Regions from separate parts of the Homo sapiens genome. Here regions 2 and 3 are each linked to region 1. Evidence: chromatin contacts called from ENCODE Hi-C data. All regions are on one chromosome and are shown on one strand. Each heading gives the region's core, a stretch centred on a gene start or an enhancer-like site at or near the end of the contact. The rest is flanking DNA. Distances are from core to core; before and after follow the strand shown. Region 1 has its middle 17 kb from the start of HNMT. Region 2 overlaps NXPH2 (neurexophilin 2). Region 3 overlaps SPOPL (speckle type BTB/POZ protein like).

Region 1 (3,256 bases), core at 324-2,823:
AGTTGGTGAGCTTGTTTCCTGGATGTGAATGAATTAAGCTAGTCTATTCTATGTAAAAACAGCTAGCTCTTGTCACAGGAGGATGCATTGTTTTATACCACAGCTCTGTGGTTAAATTCTGATATGACACTGACATTTTATTTTATTTTATTTTATTTTCTTAGACATGGGGTCTCTCAATGTTGCCCAGGCTAGTCTTGAACTCGTCGCCTCCCACCATACTTCCACCTCAGCCTCCCACAGCTCTGGGATTACAGGCATGAGCTACTGTACCTGGCTGAAATTTTATAATGTGTAATCTTTAAACCTCAAGGGCCTATAGGCTTTGTCATAAAAAAAAAAATCAAAAGAAAATTTTAACAGTGGCCACGATGGTTGCAGTCAGGCACATGGGTAATAAAACCTAGGCCTATAAACTAAATTTGACCTCTTACCTGCGTAACTGCAGTTTGTTAAGTATTTCACCGACAGGTACAGGTTATAAACGTGTATCAGAGGTAGAACAAAGACAAGATGGAATCACTCACCCTGTACCAGATCCTCAGATGCCTAACCTTAGTCCCTACCCGCTCAACTGCATGTACACTTTATGCATATATATCACCTATGGATAGTGTCACTGAGCACCAGTCAGAATCATAGGAATGTAACTGCTGCTTCATGGCCCTGCTTCTCCCACCTTCTGTACCACATGCATCCTTCTATTAGGAAATTATATACTGTGCCTCATGGAACCTACTTTGGAGACTCATTCTCAGTCTGCACTGAGTCTGTGTTTCCAGGCTTAAGACCCCAAACTTGGCTCAAAATAAACCTAACCATAATTTCTCTAAGTTTTAGTGCCTGTTATTTCACTTTTCAGTTGATAGCTTTAAATGACTTATTGGTGTTAAAAAATATAAGGGCTAAAACCCTTATATTTTCATTTCTATAAATTTGTATATTTATAATTATATACAAATATCAATTATATGCCATTTCAATGATTGGTATTTTAAATACATATTTTGATAGATTTGAATAATATTTACATATTTTATTATTTTTTGTGTAGTGATTATTTTACTACAAATTTGTAAATTTATAATTTCTACAAATTTTACTAGTTACTTTCAATGTACAACACTATGTGATTCTATGTTTATGTAAAGGTGGATTGGTCTAGGCAGTATGAGTTTTGGTTATGAGCCTGAAGAGCTTGAAAACTACTTGACTACAAAGCAATTGTTAACAACTTCACAGCAACTTTACAAGAACAAAGTAGTTGCTAAGAAGCCATTGCAAGTATTTGAGAAAATTCATGTGATAAAAACAATGTGTTAGTAAGAAGCAGATTAATTGGATTAAAAAATAAGTGATTAGAAAGGTAAATAATACATGAACTTGAGAAACTGAAAGAATGGCATTGCCCATAGAAAAGTAGGATCCAGCTGGAGATGTTCATGAAATTTTAGAACATGAAAAACTTTTCCAATATGGCCAGGATGAAAAGAGGAAGGAGTACAGAATATTCTTGTCCTGTAACTTGTATCCACTTTTAACGACCACTGCCACCTGGTGGCTTGTGACCCTGTTTCCACTGAAGGAAGAAACCCTGTTTATTCTTGATTTTGCATACCTAAGCAGGGATAAAACAGGATAAAAAGAACACTGGCCTGGAACACCAGGGATCTAAGTTCCTGGAGCACAGGGGTTAAAGACCATAGTATGTCTTGTTCGTTGAGATCGTTTAACTACAAATACCTATACTTCAACGATTTCTTATGAAATTTGCAGCCAAATCTGGAATCCAGAAAGAATTCTGACATGAATTAAAATCTTCAAATCCCATCATGTATGTTGAATTACTCCTTTTTTTTTTTTTTCAACAAGCCTCATGTCTCCCATCCTGTTAGACCTTGGTAATGTAAGCCCATATCTCTCTCCTGAGTTACTGAGTAATAGAAGACATGGCAAGCACAATAGCTAAGGAAAGAGGAAGTGATAGGTGGACAGTCACAGTGAGAAACCCAGGAAAAATGAGCAGCCTGCAATATTTCAAGGAATAAGTTTACAGTTGTATTTTTCTGAAGCAACATTGTGAGATGAGTACCTAGCTGCTACTGATTTTGATTCTGAGAACGAAACTTCCTCTCACGACCAACATTCCCACACCTATAACTTTGTATCATTTGCCAAGAACAACCTATTTTATGACTTCTTGATGCTTTTCTGCATGCGTTCTGCTGCTTGGAAATTCTACCCTGTACACATTTATTTCAGAAACCCCTAGTTCAAAGGTTACCCCTGCTATAAAGCCTTCCAACACTCTCTCCAAGCAGAGGCAACATTTCTTCCCTCTGTTCCACAATTGATTGCATTTTGTTTTCACCTTACTGTATTCTTACTAAATCCTCATTATACTCCTGTCTAAACAACATGTACTCTCTTAGTCTGTTTGGGCCCCTGTAATAAAATACTATAAACTAGGTATCTTATAAACAATAGAAATTTATTTCTTATAGTTCTAAAGGCTGGGGAGTCCAAGATCCAGATATTGGCAGGTTCCGTGTCTGGTGATGGTTTGCTTTTTCATAGACGGAGGCTTTTAAATATGTCTTTGCATGGTGGAAGGGGCAAGGAAGGTCTCTTTTACAAGAACAGTAATCTCATTCATGAGGTTCCTCCCATGTGATCTAATCATCTCCTAAGGGCCACCACCTCCTAATATTATCACCTTGGGGCTAAGGTTTCAACATGTGAATTTTGGAGTGACACAAACATTTGAATCATAGCATGTACAACATCTGCTTAAATGTGTATCAGTATTACTGCACTTAAGCCTTTTTGGCATCAAACACTGTGTCTTTTAAATCTGTATTCCAGATATTATTTTGGTTGATGGCTACTAGAACAAACAGTGCCTCTGTCTCACCCTCCAGGATGACAATTCTGGGGAGAAATTGAATAACCCTGTGACAGACATTGAGAACATATGATTTTATGAGGGGTAGGAGATAAATGCAGAGTTTCTGTTAGAGTTTGCATACTTGTAACATTTATGAACCCTGAGCTTTTAATCAGTTTCTTAGGGCTCAGAAAACATAGGTGGTATTAGAGCTCAGAAACCTAACAAGTGAGTTTCATCATGAAGGATAACAAAGGGCTTGGCTCTTTTATTGAGGATCCATTCATTTACAACATGTAGACATAGTTTCTGGGGCTCTTCCATTTCTCTAGAGAGAATGCCTCCATCTTTACCAGGGATCTAGCTCCC
Region 2 (3,256 bases), core at 409-2,908, 760 kb before region 1:
CAGAGGTGTGTTGGGCTGCTTCAGCAGGGTGGAAAACAGACGGCGAGTGAATCAAGGTTATGTTAGGAGAGTAATGAGGTCCAGAGCATAGAAACAGAAGTCTTAGTGAGGGAAACTAATGGAGAACTGTAGGCCTGAGAGTGGTAAATTATAATAGCTTATAGTAAAATTTATCTCATAGAGTCTAGGGTGGAGGAAGGATGCCAGCTAATCAATAGGCCAGGTAACTTCAAGATAACCTTCATTTGAACTAACTACTCTGCTTGGGTTTAAGAGAAGCTGCAAACTGGAACCCTTGTGTGTTGTTGGTGGGAATGTAAAATAGTGGAGTTGCTGAAAAAAAGTTTGGCGGTTTCTCTAAGAGCTAAACATAGAATTACCATATAACTCAGCAATTCCTCTCCTGGATATATACCCAAAATAATTGAAAACAGGGACTCAAGCAAATACTTTTATACCAATCTTCATTACAGCATTATTCACAATTGCCAAAGGTGGGAACAACCCAAGTATTCATCAAGAGGTGATGAATAAACAAAACGTGGTACATACATACAATTAAATGTTATTTAGCCGTAAAAAGGAATGGAGTTCTGATATATTTACGGCATGGACAAACCTGAAAACATTATGCTAAGTGATACAAGTGAGACACAAAAGGACAAATATTGTATGACTCCACTAACATGAAATATTAAATAATAAGTAAATTCATAGAGACAGGAAGTAAGTCACCAGGGGCTGGGAGGAATGGGAGTTATTGCTTGATGTTTAACAGAGTTCCTTTTTGAAGTGATGGAATAGTTTGAGAAATAGACAGTTGTGATGGTTGCACAATATTGTGAATACAAGTAATGCCACTGAATTGTACACATAAAAGAGGTTAAAATTAGGAAGCAACCAAAATATCCTTCAGTAGGTGAATGGATAAATAAATTGTGGTAAATCCAGGCAATGGAATGTTATTCCACAGGTGAAAGAAATGATTAAACCATGAAAAGACATGGAGAAACTTTAAATGTACAATACTAAGTGAAATACTAAGACACTGATCTGAAAATAGTACTTACTGATTCCAATTAGATGATATTCTGGGCAAGGTAAAACTAGGGAGACAGTAAAAGAATTAGGGGTTGGGGAGAGGACGGGATGAATAGGCAAAGCACAGAGGATTTTTAGGGCAGTGAAACTATTTAGTATGCTCCTATAATGGTGGGTACATGTCATTATACATTTGTCAAAACCCATAGGATTCAGCAAGAGTGAACCCTAACATAAACATGGACTTGAGGTGGTAGTTATGTGTCAATGTAGGATTGATTGTAACAAATGCACCACACTGGTGGGGGGAAAGGTGGTAATGGGGCAGCTGTGGGTAGGGAGGGGGGCAGGGGTATATGGGAAATCTCTGTACTTGGCTGCTAATTTTGCTGTGAACTCAAAACTGCTCTAAAAAATAAAGTCTGTTAATAATGGTTAAGATGACAAATTTTGTTATCTCTATTTCACCAAAATAAAATAAAATTATAAAAAGAGAAACTGTGAAGGCTGCTGTAGGATTTAGGATGGGAGAGAAAGTGCAGTGTGAGCCTCCCCTGGGCAGCTGCCCCTGTTTCCCTGAGAGGATAGAAGGGGCTGTTGTACCGTCTCGAGTGGAGCCAGCACCCCAGCATCCCCCAGCGACTCTCAGAGTCAGCCTTGTGGGACCTAAATAGCTTCCTCGTTGATTGGAATTAGCTCCATTGCCAGTCCCTGCTGCTAGAATACATGTGTGGACCAGGGGAGTATTTGAAGTGCTGGTTTCTGAAGCTTTTTGTTTGGTAGAATGCCAAAGAACACAGCTTTTGCTGTCATAATTGGTCTAAATTTAAATGCTCACTTGTTTTTGTTTCAGACTGGTTTGTGTGTGCATGGACACAGCTTAAGTTTGTGGGTATAGAGTATATTTTGTCAACATGGAGAGAGTGAATCAGAGCTTTTGTTGTCTAAATCAGCCCTTGTTTTCAGTCCCGATGTCCCTATGCTTTGATAAATGTCCTCCAGCCTGTGAGTCAAGGAGAGGTTGGAATCCAACTACTTAATTGGAGGTTTTCCAGTTCACAGTAGTTAACTTTTCTGCAACTTGTCTCCTTAATTTAGAACAACATTCAAAGAATAATAAGCACTATACCTCACATTAGCTTGGCCTATTTCTAGACTGCTATATAGAGTATTCAGAACTAAAAGACATTTGTTGTCTTTCAGGAGTTTTCAGTATGATTGTAGAGGAAAAAGAAAACTCTGGAAATGTATTAGCAATGTTCACTCAAATTGCTAAATGAGCTGGTTTAATAGTTTTCAGTGAATGCAGCATTAATTTGCATATTAAATCACATTACATCTTCTTCCATTAATGAAATTATTTTTAGATTTAGGCAATCAATACAGTCCTTTGCAATATTAAAATCCTGATGTACAAAATAGTGCCAGCTCAATTGTATGTTCAGATACTTTCTAAAACATCTTAATTCATTGATACTCATTCTTCTCTCAAGTTCAAGTTCATGGCCGGGGAGATAGTTGTGAAGTGGGCAGCGTGTGTGACGGCTGAGGAAAGTAGCAGCTGTCTTGTTGTTATTGTTGTTTTTCCAGATCGGCTTTCCTGTTGTCCCATGCCAGAAAAACAATGAAATTCTGTGATTTAAACACATTTATTAAATGCCCTGTGTAGTAGGGTAAGTGCAGTTATGGACAAGACAAGCACAGTGCCACACATGAGGCTCTATAAGAGGAGACAGCCCTGGCATCTTGGGACAGTCAGATTTGTGACTGCCATCACAAATTATTTCAGTAAGAGAGAAATGGAGGGAGTATCTGTAGTAATCAGCTTGACTGTCCAGGGAGTCTTCTGACAAGGTCAGATTTTAAAAGGGCAGACACAAGTCTTACTTATTAAATTAGCTAATGACATGAGGCTTAGAGAGAGAGGGACCTATTGGCTGACAGGATTCAAAAGGATCTCAGGCTAGAATGATGGGCCAAATCCACAGAGAAGAAAGTTACAAGGGATAATTTTAAGACCTGGCACTTGGATACAAAAAGAACACCACCACCAGAGGATAAAGGATATATGGTTAGCAAGTATGGAAAAGTTTTAGTTGAAAATAAACTAAAGTTGTGAGTCATCAATATGGCAAAAGCTTTCCAAATGTGCATAAGCTTCCCAGAATGCTTATGCAACCCTAGACTGTATTAATAGACTGTGGTATTTAGTGAG
Region 3 (3,256 bases), core at 327-2,826, 580 kb before region 1:
ATCTCATCTTGTAGCTCCCATAGTTCCCATGTGTTGTGGGAGGAACCCGATGGGAGACGAGTCATGGGGGCGGGTCTTTCCCATGCTGTTCTCATGATAGTGAATGAGTCTCATGAGATCTGATGGTTTTAAAAACGGGACTTTCCCTGCACAAGCTCTCTTCTCTTGTCTGCCACCATGTGAGACATGCCTTTTGCCTTCTGCCATGATTGTGAGGCTTCCCCAGCCACGTGGAACTGTAAGTCCAATTAAACCTTTCTTTTGCAAATTGCCTGGTCTCAGGTATGTCTTTATCAGCAGCATGAAAACGGATTAATATAGTAAACTGGTACCAGTAGAGTGGGGCACTGCTGAAAAGATACCCAAAAATGTGGAAGTGGCTTTGGAACTGGGTAACAGGCAGAGACTGGAACGGTCTGGAGGGCTCAGAAGGAGGCAGGAAAATGTGGGAATTTGGAACTGGGTAACAGGCAGAGACTGGAACAGTCTGGAGGGCTCAGAAGGAGACAGGAAGATAGGGAGTTTGGAATTCCCTAGAGACATGTTGAATGGCTTTGACCAAAATGCTAATAATGATATGGACAATGAAATCCAGGCTGAGGTGGTCTCAGATGGAGATGAGGAATGTGTTAGGAACTACAGCAAAGGTGGGTCTTGTTACGTTTTAGCAAAGATACTGGTGGCATTCTGCCCCTCCCTAGAGATTTGTGGAACTTGGAAGTTGAGAGAGATGACTTAGGGTATCTGGTGGAAAAAATTTCTAAGCAGCAAACCATTGAAGAGGTGACCTGGGTGCTGTTAAAGGCATTCAGTTTTATAAGGGAAAGAGTATAAATGTTTGGAAAATTTGCAGCCTGACAATGTGATAGGAAAGAAAATCCCATTTTCTGAGGAGAAGTTCAAGTCAGCTGCAGAAATTTGCATAAGTAATGAGGAGTCAAATGTTAATTCCAAGACAATGTGGAAAATGTCTCCAGGGCATGTCAGAGACCTTTGCAGCAGCCCCTCCCATCTCAGGCCTGGAGGTTCAGAAGGAAAAAATGGTTTCATGGGCTGGGCCCAGGGTCCCTCTGCCCTATGCAGTCTAGGGACTTGGTGCTCTGGGTCCCAGCCGCTCCAGCTGTGACTAAACGGGGTCAAGGTACAGCTCAGGCTGTGGCCTCAGAGGGTGGAAGCCTCAAGTCTTGGCAGCTTCCATGTGGTGTTGAGCCTGCAGGTGCACAGAAGTCAAGAATTGAAGTTTGGGAACCTCTGCTTAGATTTCAGAAGATGTATAGAAACACCTGAATGCCCAGGCAAAAGTTTGCTGCAGGGGTGGGGCTCTCATGGAGAACCTCTGCTAGGGCAGTGAGGAAGGAAAATGTGGGGTCAGAGCCCTCCCCCAACAGAATCCTACTGGGTCACCTCTCAGTGGAGCTGTGAGAAGAGGGCCACCATCCTCCAGACCCCAGAATGGTAGATCCACTGACAGTTTGTACCGTGCGCCTGGAAAACCCGCAGACACTCAACAACAGCCTGTGAAAGCAGTCAGGAGGGAGGCTGTACCCTGCAAAACCACAGGGGCAGAACTGCTTGAGACCAAAGGATGTTGCATCAGCATGGCCTGGATTCAAGACATGGAGTCAAAGGAGATCATTTTGAAGCTTTAAGATTTGACTGCCCTGCTGGATTTTGAATTTGCATGGGGGCCTGGAGCCCCTTTGTTTTGGCCAATTTCTCCCATTTGGAACAGCTATATTTACCCAATGCCTGTACCCCCACTGTATCTAGGAGGTAACTAACTTGCTTTTGATTTTACAGGCTCACAGGTGGAAGGGACTTGTCTCAGATAAGACTTTGGACTGTGGACTTTTGAGTTGAGACTTTGGGGGTTAACTACTCAAAACCAGTTGGAAAGGCATGATTGGTTTTGAAATGTGAAGATACGAGATTTGAGAGGGGCCAGGGGCAGAATGATATGGTTTGGCTCTGTGTCCTCACACAAATCTCATCTTATAGCTCCCATAATTCCCATGTGTTGTGGCAGGGACCTGGTGGGAGATGACTAAATCATGGGGGTGGGTGTTTTTCGTGATGTTCTTGTGACAGTAAGTCTCATGAGATCTCATGGTTTTAAAAACGGGAATTTCCCTGCACAAGCTCTCTTCTCTTGTCTGCTGTCATGTGAGATGTGCCTTCTGCCACGATTGTGAGGCTTCCCCAGCCACGTGGAACTGTAAGTCCAACTAAACCTTTCTTTTGTAAACTGCCCGGTCTCAGGTATGTCTTTATAGGCAGTGTGAAAACGGACTAATATACACCCTCATTAGTCTACTTCATTTATTGTCTTTTACTATAGAGTTTATGTGCATGGCTGTGGTATTACCTAAGTATAATATCATCTCTAGTTTATTAATTTCTGTAAGGCAAAGCCTAGCACAACACTCAGTGTTGGTTTAAAAATAAAATGAAAAAGGAAGGGGGCTAGTTACGTGTTTTGAGAGAATTAATGGAATAGCTAATTTTGACCTACACGTGAAAACAGAAAGTCCATCTTGTAGTTTTAATTACTCAAAACCAGTTTACTTAAAGTTGACTAAAATGTGTACTAAATGGATAGGCTCGTCTCTGAAATAGAAACAGCTGTGTCTTTCAGAAGACTGATTAGACTAAGTGGCAGAGCTGGACACCACTGCTATAGAAAAGAATGTGCAGGGGCAAGAAGAGGGGGTGGTTAAAGATGCAGTAATGGCAACAGCTGAACCTTCAAGAAAAAAAAATTGGCTAAGGACAGGAAAAAATATTCCTTCTTCTTAGTTATATATATTTCTATTTAAAGGGGAAGCCAACAGAGCTGGGGGAAAGGAAGGGAGGGATGTGTACACTGAAGTAACTGGCGTTGGTAATATATTTACACAGGACCCCAGTTTTAAAAAAAAGGGTGGGGGTGAACAAATACCTTCATTTACCTTATAGTTTACTTACCTGGGTCCTTGAGGCATAAGTGAAATAGCTATTCTGTAGTGTGAGCTCTCTGCCCCAAGCAAAAGGCAACCTCCCTTCAAAGTCTGACAGGTTTTTTCAGTCAATTGTATCAGGTTGAATTACATGACACTGACATTTTTGTATGTCAAAGGCAGAATATTGGCAATTTCATGTGGTCCTAAAGCAACAATCCCCCCTCAAGTGATTACAATGGTAGACCTTAAGGCTTTCTGTTTTTCTAGGGCAGTAAGTCTCAAAGTTAAGTGTGCAGTAGAATTACCTTGGAGGGCCT

What was found. Hi-C counts contacts between places; a loop is a spot of excess contacts on that map. Pooled maps may share reads with other maps.
Region 2: a loop to region 1 is called in a map with no recorded cell type, with 4 times the contacts of the local background. The contact joins two enhancer-like sites. A Hi-C loop is called at or near these places in 15 of 37 single-sample maps with no recorded cell type and 11 of 50 pooled maps.
Region 3: a map with no recorded cell type shows a loop between it and region 1 (4-fold over the local background). The contact joins two enhancer-like sites. A Hi-C loop is called at or near these places in 1 of 168 maps with a recorded cell type or tissue (PC-3), 2 of 37 single-sample maps with no recorded cell type and 2 of 50 pooled maps.

Annotation. Positions count from the first base shown.
Region 1 is chr2:137,946,233-137,949,488 of GRCh38, reverse strand. No RefSeq gene overlaps it. Among named protein-coding and RNA genes, the nearest start is that of HNMT, 17 kb to the left of the region's middle. Within about 2 kb of position 1,573, at least 2 of the 41 ENCODE cell types and tissues checked have a DNase peak (open chromatin) inside an H3K27ac peak, as active enhancers do.
Region 2 is chr2:138,707,575-138,710,830 of GRCh38, reverse strand. The region is part of intron 1 of NXPH2 (neurexophilin 2); the gene reads left to right. Among named protein-coding and RNA genes, the nearest start is that of NXPH2, 71 kb to the left of the region's middle. Within about 2 kb of position 1,658, at least 2 of the 41 ENCODE cell types and tissues checked have a DNase peak (open chromatin) inside an H3K27ac peak, as active enhancers do.
Region 3 is chr2:138,522,116-138,525,371 of GRCh38, reverse strand. The region is part of intron 1 of SPOPL (speckle type BTB/POZ protein like); the gene reads right to left. Among named protein-coding and RNA genes, the nearest start is that of SPOPL, 22 kb to the right of the region's middle. RefSeq lists enhancers at 1,103-1,192, 1,203-1,252. Within about 2 kb of position 1,576, at least 2 of the 41 ENCODE cell types and tissues checked have a DNase peak (open chromatin) inside an H3K27ac peak, as active enhancers do.